Linked DNA regions of Homo sapiens: all the other regions are linked to region 1. A link is a contact called in ENCODE Hi-C or POLR2A ChIA-PET data. All regions are on one chromosome and are shown on one strand. The core of a region is the stretch at or near the end of the contact, and the rest is flanking DNA. Distances in the headings are between cores, read along the strand shown.

Region 1 (2,700 bases), core at 1-2,500:
AGGCACAAAAACAAGTGGGGAAGGGGGAGACAGAGAAAAGAAGACAGGCTGGGCACAGTGGCTCACGCCCATAATCCCAGCACTTTAGGAGGCCAAGGCAGGAGGATCACTTGAGCCCAGAAATTTGAGACCAGCCTAGGCAACACAGTGAGACTCCCATCTCTACAAAAAATGAAGAAAATTAGCCAGGCATGGTGGTGTGCACCTGTAGTCCCAGCTACTTGGGAGGCTGAGGTGCAAGGATTGCTCGAGCCTGGGAAGGTTGGGGCTGCAGTGAGCTATGATCGCACTACTGCATTCCAGCCTGGGCGACCCTGTCTCAAAAACAAAAACAAAAGAGAGATGAAGAGAGAAAGGAGGAAGGACCCAAAGAAGGGGCCAGAAGCAGAGAGAGGCCAGGCACAGTGGCTCACGCCTGTAATCCCAACACTTTGGGAGGCCAAGGCAGGAGGGTCGCTTGAGTCCAGGAGTTCCAGACCAGCCTGGGCAACCTAGTGAGACCCTATCTCTGTTTTTTTTTAATTAAATATAAAAAATACAACACTCCCACTCCATAGCAAGACCCCATTTCTACAAAAAATACAAAAATTAGCCAGGCATGGTAGTGTGCACCTGTAATCCCAGCTACTCAGAAGGCAGAGGTGGGAGGATAGCTTGAGCCCAGGCTACAGTGAGCTGTTTTCCCCACCGTACTCCAGCCTGGGTGAAAAGTGAGACCCTGTCTCAAAAAGAAACAAATATATAAATAAAATAAAGAAACACAGAGAGAGGGAGGATAGAGACCCCAGGAGGCAGGAGGACAGAGACCCAGAGGAGGGAGAGACTCTGCTGAGATAAGGGGACAGAGATGGGGAGTAGCAGGAAGGTGGGGACAAAGACCCAGAGAGGAGGAACAAGAGACCCAGGGCAGGAAATGGGAGACACAGCTGGATGCAGAGATGGGAGAGCTTAGCAGGCCATGAGGTCAGAGTGTCTGTGAGGTCAGCTGCTGTCCAGGGTCAGCCCTGAGGTCCCCATGCCCAGAGGTGGGTTCCAGTAGATCAGGGGTCCCTTTAGATCCCCCAGCGCCTGAGACATGGAGACCTGGGAGGGACTGCCCCATGAGTCCTTGGTGCCCACAAATTCCAAGGCCCCTCAGGTACCAGAGCATGTGTCCCAGTGGAGCAGGTGAGGGAGACAGGGACAGAGAGAGAGACAGAAAGCCACCTTACATGAAGCGGGAGTGGGTGGAGCCCCACCCCTGGAACTTCCTCTTTTGGGGTTCTTCCTTTCTCTCTCAGCTCTCCGTCTCTCTTTCTCTCTCAGCCTCTTTCTTTCTCCCTGTCTCCCCCACTGTCAGCACCTCTTCTGTGTGGTGAGTGGACCGCTTACCCCACTAGGTGAAGATGTCAGCCCAGGAGAGCTGCCTCAGCCTCATCAAGTACTTCCTCTTCGTTTTCAACCTCTTCTTCTTCGTGAGTTGCCTCATGGCTACCCAGCCGGGGCCCAGCCCCTGCCGCTAACCCAGCCCTCATCTTCCCCTGTGGCCCACCCCCGTATCCGCATCTCCTCTCCCCAGGTCCTCGGCAGCCTGATCTTCTGCTTCGGCATCTGGATCCTCATTGACAAGACCAGCTTCGTGTCCTTTGTGGGTGAGGGGGGCTGGGGCAGGTGGGAGGGCCTCCCCCAACCCAAGCAACTTCCTGGGGTCTCCCTTGTCTCAGGGAGACCTACGGTGCCCTACTCTGCAGGCAGGCTACAGGCTCCCATCCACTGCTCACCGGAGGCTTCTTGGAGCCTGAGTCTTCTTCCGGCAAATGGGGTTGTGCATACAAACAACAATGATCATGAGAGCCATTTCTCAAGCACTTCCTATCTGTCGGGACTTGTGGCTGGTCAGATGCCCCCACAAACCTTCCCCTCGCTTGAGGTTCAGAGAGGGGAAGCCCCTTGATGGATGTCATACAGCAAGGACGTAAAAGAGCCAAAATAACATTAATAATAGGAAAATAATAATGAAGTATGACCCTAAATAATAATGAAATATAACCCTAAACGCTCATATTTAAGAAGTCTTTGCCCTGTGTTGAGGACTGGGTTGAACACATGTCCTCATGTGTCTCTCAAAATGACCCTAGGGGCCGGGCGCGGTGGCTCACACCTGTAATTCCAGCACTTTGGGAAGCCGAGGCAGGTGGATCACTTGAGGTCAGGAGTTCGAGAATAGCCTGGCCAACATGGTGAAACCCTGTCTCTACTCAAAAATACAAAACGTTAGCCAGGCATGGTGGCACATGCCTGTAGTCGCAGCTACTAGGGAGGCTGAGGCAGGAGAATCACTTGAACCTGGGAGGCAGAGGTTGCAGTGAGCCGAGATCACATCACTGCACTCCAGCCTGGGGGACAGAGCGAGGCTCCAACTCAAAAAAAAACCCTAAGAAATAGATATCATCTCCTATGCCTCAGGGAGGTTTAAGGAGCCAAGCCAATGTCACAGAACAAGTGATAGGGCTGAAACTACTGGGGACGAGGAGGAGCTGAAGGAGGAAGGAGAGGGTAAGAGGAAGAGAGACAGAGATCCAGGGACGGGAAACAGGCCCAGAAAGAAGAGAAAGTTTCAGAAGGAAACAGGGACTCAGGGTGGGGCAGGGACAGAGTCCCAGAGAGAGGGGCACCAAGATACTGCTCCCCACTTGGGTGGCTGCCTAGGTGGGAAATGGG
Region 2 (2,700 bases), core at 152-2,651, 180 kb before region 1:
TGCTCGCCCTGGACGAGACCTTCGACTACTCCGACCTGGCCTTGCTCCTGCAGATCCCCACGCAGAATGCACAGGTGAGCTGCCGCTGGGCCCGGAGCATGCTGGGCGTCCCCACCTCGCAGACTGCACGCTCCAACCGCCCCCTCCACCTCCTCTTTCCAGGCCCGGCAGCTTCTGGAGAAGGAATTCAGCAACCTTATCTCCTTAGGCACAGACAGGCGGCTGGACGAGGTGGGCGCGGCAACAGCTCAGAGGGCTCTGCTCCCAGCGGCTCCTCGAGAGGCTGAGCTGAGGGGGCGGGGCCTGACTATTAATGGTCACGGTTGGAGGCGGGGCCAGGAGAGGGGCGGGGTTAAAGGAGAGGTGAGACCCGGAGAGGGGTGGAGTCAAAGGAAGGGGCGGAGTCAGACAAGGCAGGAGTCCCTCACCGGCTGTCCGGCTCCTATACCTAGGACAGCGCCAAGTCTTTCAGCCGCTCCCCATCCTGGCGGAAGATGTTCCGGGAGAAGGACCTCCGAGGCGTAACTCCCGACTCAGCTGAGATGTTGCCCCCCAACTTTCGTTCGGCTGCAGCGGGAGCCCTGGGCTCTCCGGGGCTCCCTCTCCGCAAGCTGCAGCCAGAAGGTGGGGGGCTCCCAAATGCGACAGCCCTTCCTCGCTTCCCTAGGGTGGGGCATGGACCACCTCAGTAGTCCGGGTTCTGGAATGGCCTAGTCCTTTCTCGCCCACCCCTGAGGAATGGACTGCTCCAACGTTCCGGACTCCCCCGTCAGGATGAAATGGATAAATCCCACTCCCCCTTCCCAGGGCGGGAGTGAACTCGCCCAATGCGAGTTTGAGTCCTTGGCTGCGGGGAAGGGAGGGAAACCCATGTGGAGCCCGGCGATCGTTGTGACATCGGGAAGGGAAGTCCAAAGGGAGGAATCCTGGAGAGGAACAGGGAGGAGGGTGCTCCAGGCTGAACCGCTGCTCGCTCTCCCTCCAGGCCAGACTTCTGGGAGTTCCCGGGCAGACGGCGTTTCGGTCCGGACCTATTCCTGCTAGTGCAGGCCTCCAGGTGAGGACCGTGCTGGGCGACCTTGGGGGTGCGGGGCGGCACGGTGGATCTTCACTGCTCCACGCGCTGCCCGGCGTCATGCAGGTGACCTCACTCGGACGGAAGAATCTTCCCGAGGCTGGGCTGTTCCCTCTCCTGCCCGGACTGTGGCCTCGCCGGGGAGAGCGGGCGGGGGAGCTCGCGCCGAGGACTGGACCATCTGTACAGACCAGCGGGAGTGCGCGCGCCCGCCTCGCACAGGGCCGGGGCCTGGACCAAACCACATGAACTGGACTGAGAGGGGGAAGAAGCGGGGAGGAAGAAATCCCGCCCCAAACGTCCGCTTTCCTTTTCTCTACTTTGTAATTTATTGATCAGTTTCTGTTGGGAGACGGGTGTCCTTTACCCGCGGGAAGGGGGCGGGGCTTCCCTCCCGGGCCGCATGCGGGGAGAGGCTGCTCCCTCCCCTTTTTCCTGCCCAGTCGCGGGGCCCAAGTCTTCCTTCTTCGTCCGAAAGGAGGGGAGGGGGGACTCGCTGCTACAAGCCTCGCCCCCTGTGCCACTCAGCTCCGCCCCGCCGCGTCCGGTCGCCGGTCCCCCGGGTCATCTGCGGGCGGGTTCCCCTCTCCCTCCCCCGTGTCTCGTGTCCCCGGGGCCTCACCGCCCCCCGTGCTGTGGCCGTGTCCGTGCCCCGGGGGTAGGGGGCGCAGAATGGCGCTTCCCCTTCTCCTCTGGCTCCGGGGTTTGCATGGGAGAATCCTCTTTCCACGATGCCGCTGGGCGACGTGGCGTGGGGGCAGGGGGACGGTGGGGGAGCCCTCGCCCCCGACTCTCGGTCGGCCTCCCCGCCCCAGGCGTCACTCAGTGATCACGGGTAAAGAGAACTGTTTCAAAAAGCTTCCTTGTTGACTGATTTTTTTTTTGCGGGGGGGGGGGGGGCTGTTCAACCAACCACCTCGAGCCAGGAGTCCAGGCCCCTCATCCCTCAAGTCTAGGTCCAGGTCTCTAGACCCTACCCGCATTCCCCGATGCCCTGAGATTCCCAGACCCCACGTCTGACAATGAGGTTTCGGGGAGCACGTTTATTCGGAGAAATAAATATAGCTCGTGGAAAGGGGTTGGAAGGCAGGGGGAGGTACACCTGCGTCGCAGTCGAGCGACTGGGTCAGGGTTCCGGCGTTTCCAGCATGTCTGCCAGGGCCCTGGAGACGAGAACGCCAGAAGTTAGACAGCTGGTGTTCAAAGCCCACCCCAGGACGCTTAGAGATCATTAACCTGCCCATTTCATGGACGGGGAAATGGAGTCCCAGAGTCATCTGATAACTCATAGCGAGACAAGCACTTCTCTAAACGGGGCTTTTACACGCTCCCCTTTTACACACTTACTGATAAAGGGACGAGGAGAAATAGTCAACGTAGCTTCCTGTGGGACAGCAGAGAAAAGAGGCTTGAGGGGTACTGCACGAGCAAAATTAGGCAGCCACTCAGTATAGCGTGCGAGATTAGTGCTAGCTCCACCTCCTTTTCCCTAATTCCTTCTTCCAACTGAATCCCTTCTACCGGACCCCTTTTTCGTTCTGGGTGATTCCGTTCTCCAGTAGCCCCGCCCCTTCGATTCCTACTTGAGTTGGCCTCGCCCATTAGGCTCTAAGCCCGCATCTCAA
Region 3 (2,700 bases), core at 38-2,537, 190 kb after region 1:
CCTGACCTCATGATCCACCCGCCTCTGCCTCCCAAAGGGGTGGGATTACAAGTGTGAGCCACCGCGCCCGGCCTAAGGTCACTTTTTTTTTTTTTTTTTAAGACAGAGTTTTGCTCTTGTTGCTCAGACTGGAGTACAATTGCGTGATCTCAGCTCACTGCAACCTCCGCCTCCCAGGTTCAAGCAATTCTCCTGCCTCCCAAGTAGCTGGGATTACAGGCATGCACCACCACACCCGGCTAATTTTTTGTATTTAGTAGAGACGGGGTTTCACCATGTTGGTCAGGCTGGTCTGGAACTCCTGACCTCAGGTGATCCACCTGCCTCAGCTTCCCAAAGTTCTGGGATTACAGGCATTGAGCTACTGTGCTCAACCTGAGGTCATGTATTTTTAATTCATAACTTTTACAAATATTTACTGGATGACTGCCATGCCAGGCATTTTGAGGAATTCTTGGCTACTGTCTGACCACCTGAATCCTTGGAGCCGAAGAGGAGCGAGGAGCAGTGTTCACTCTTGGAGGAAATGGGATATTTCCTCCGGCCCCTTGATTCTGCTCTCCCTTTTCTTTTCTTTTCTTTTCTTTCTTTTTTTTTTTGAGACGGAGTTTCGCTCTTGTTGCCCAGGCTGGAATGCAATGGTGCGATCTCGGCTCACCACAACCTCCGCCTCCCAGGTTCAAGCAATTCTCCTGCCTCAGCCTCCCAAAGTAGCTGGGATTAAAGACATGCGCCACCACACCCGGCTAATTTTGTATGTTTAGTAGAGATGGGGTTTCTCCGTGTTGATCAGGCTGGTCTCGAACTCCCGACCTCAGGCGATCCGCCCGCCTCGGCCTCCCAAAGTTCTGGGATTACAGGCGTGAGCCACCGCGCCCGGCCTTTTTTCTTTTCTTTCGTTCTTTTTGTTTATTTTTGTTTTGTTTTGTTTTGTTTGGTATAGAAGTGTTGGAACGTACACCTCTTTCTTAAACCATCCTGACAAAGGGAAAGGGAAAAATACATTTCCCGTGAGGCGTTGTGACTAGAACAGCTGGAGGTGGACGGCAGAGTGCCGCGACGACTGCCAGGAGTTGTAGTTCTCCCCGGCCGCGTCACTGCGGTGTCGCCCACCCTTCTTCCCCGGGCAGGCCGCGGTTTCCTTTGTGGACGTGGCGAGGAGTGCCCGCGGCACCCCGTGCACTCATTGGCCCCGCCCCGTGAGACGCTCGTGCGAGCTCATTGGGCGGGGGGCGGGGCTCTGCGCTGCCAGAGGCGGGGCCTGACTGGAGAGCGGCCGAATTGGGCACATTTGCGGGAACGCAGAGCGGAGCGTGGAGAGCGGAGCGAAGCTGGATAACAGGGTAAAGGGAGTGGGTGGGGGGCCTCTGTCCAGGGAGGGCGGCTCGGGTCGAGGACCAGGGTCCGGACTGGGAGCAATGACGGGGAGCCTGCCTGACCTCTCGCTGGCCACAACTATGCCCTGCACCTTGCGTGGGATGTGCGCCACGTCTGTCTCTGTAATTCCCCCTGGCAGGTCTGGGACCCCCCTGAGACTCCGTCAGAAGATTCGGTCCTCCCCATAGGTGGCTTTACCTCTAAGCATCCCGCCCTCTTTTCCCCCATCGCCCGCCCTTTTTGAGCCCGAAAGCTTGCAGCCAACTTCCAACTCCCTGTCCTGTCCTAGGTAACCCCTCCACCCCGCCATTCTCCTATCCCGTGTCTGTCCCCATCCCTGTGACCCCTGACCCCTGGCCTTTGCCACTCCCCAGGGACCGATGATGTGGCGACCATCAGTTCTGCTGCTTCTGTTGCTACTGAGGCACGGGGCCCAGGGGAAGCCATCCCCAGACGCAGGCCCTCATGGCCAGGGGAGGGTGCACCAGGCGGCCCCCCTGAGCGACGCTCCCCATGATGACGCCCACGGGAACTTCCAGTACGACCATGAGGCTTTCCTGGGACGGGAAGTGGCCAAGGAATTCGACCAACTCACCCCAGAGGAAAGCCAGGCCCGTCTGGGGTAAGAGAGACATTCGGTTGGGGCGTGTCCAGAGGTGGGGCTTAGGAGAGAGACGCGGGGGTATCGACAGGGGTCAGAGAAATGGCGTGGACTGAACTTCATTTCTTTGTGAGAAATGAAATTCTACCTTCTATCCTTGGGAAAAAGAAATTAAGTTAAAATTGAGGCCTAAAGAGGACCTTTGAGACCGGGCGTGGTGGCTCATGCCTGTAATCCCAGCACTTTGGGAGGCCAAGGCAGGCCGATCACTTGAGGTCAGGAGTTCGAGAACAGCCTGGCCAACATGGTGAAATCCCGTCTCTACTAAAAATACAAAATTAGGCAGGCGTGGTGGTGGGCACCTGTAATCCCAGCTACTCGGGAGGCTGAGGCAGGAGAATCGCTTGAACCTGGGAGGTGGAGGTTGCAGTGAGCCAAAATTGCACCACTGCCCTCCAGTCAGGGCGACAAAGTGAGACTCCGTCTAAAAAACAACAACAACAATAAAAAAGAGGACCTTTGAGGGCAGCAAAATCTGGGTTAGATTCTGCCCCCTAAGCGCTCCTTATTCTTTTGTCCCAGACATCTCCCCTCCCCAAGCCTCAGTTTCCTGCTCTGTAAATGGCAGGGACTGGTGTGGAAAATGAGGTTTGGCCTTTAAGGAGCCCGGCCAGTGCAGGAGAGTGGCAGAGCCCTGAGTTTCAGGGTGAGCTGGGTGGAAT

The links. Hi-C counts contacts between places; a loop is a spot of excess contacts on that map. ChIA-PET counts read pairs that join two places held with the same protein, here RNA polymerase II (POLR2A). Pooled maps may share reads with other maps.
Region 2: a pooled map shows a loop between it and region 1 (2.3-fold over the local background). The contact joins the enhancer-like site here to the promoter of CD37 in region 1. A Hi-C loop is called at or near these places in 1 of 50 pooled maps. POLR2A ChIA-PET finds 5 or more read pairs at or near these places in 6 of 52 experiments (Caco-2, GM10248, HEK293 and 3 more).
Region 3: a loop to region 1 is called in a pooled map, with 5 times the contacts of the local background. The contact joins the promoter of RCN3 here to the promoter of CD37 in region 1. A Hi-C loop is called at or near these places in 4 of 50 pooled maps. POLR2A ChIA-PET finds 5 or more read pairs at or near these places in 3 of 52 experiments (GM10248, activated CD4-positive, alpha-beta T cell and activated T-cell).

Annotation. Positions count from the first base shown.
Region 1 is chr19:49,334,156-49,336,855 of GRCh38, forward strand. CD37 (CD37 molecule) reads left to right here and starts at 1,251. Exons shown (of 8, transcript NM_001774.3): 1 at 1,251-1,454; 2 at 1,559-1,631. The coding sequence starts at 1,386. It also overlaps a transcript of SLC6A16 not described here. RefSeq lists enhancers at 802-871, 1,362-1,481.
Region 2 is chr19:49,149,095-49,151,794 of GRCh38, forward strand. It overlaps PPFIA3 (PPFI scaffold protein A3), which reads left to right. Exons shown (of 30, transcript NM_003660.4): 26 at 1-74; 27 at 163-231; 28 at 453-624; 29 at 986-1,057; 30 at 1,142-1,932. The coding sequence ends at 1,044. HRC (histidine rich calcium binding protein) reads right to left here. Exons shown (of 6, transcript NM_002152.3): 5 at 2,423-2,459; 6 at 2,104-2,238. The coding sequence ends at 2,202. Among named protein-coding and RNA genes, the nearest start is that of HRC, 5.0 kb to the right of the region's middle. RefSeq lists enhancers at 429-648, 2,238-2,700. Within about 2 kb of position 1,402, at least 34 of the 41 ENCODE cell types and tissues checked have a DNase peak (open chromatin) inside an H3K27ac peak, as active enhancers do.
Region 3 is chr19:49,526,716-49,529,415 of GRCh38, forward strand. RCN3 (reticulocalbin 3) reads left to right here and starts at 1,288. Exons shown (of 7, transcript NM_020650.3): 1 at 1,288-1,343; 2 at 1,752-1,999. The coding sequence starts at 1,758. RefSeq lists an enhancer at 1,204-1,782 and a silencer at 1,246-1,365.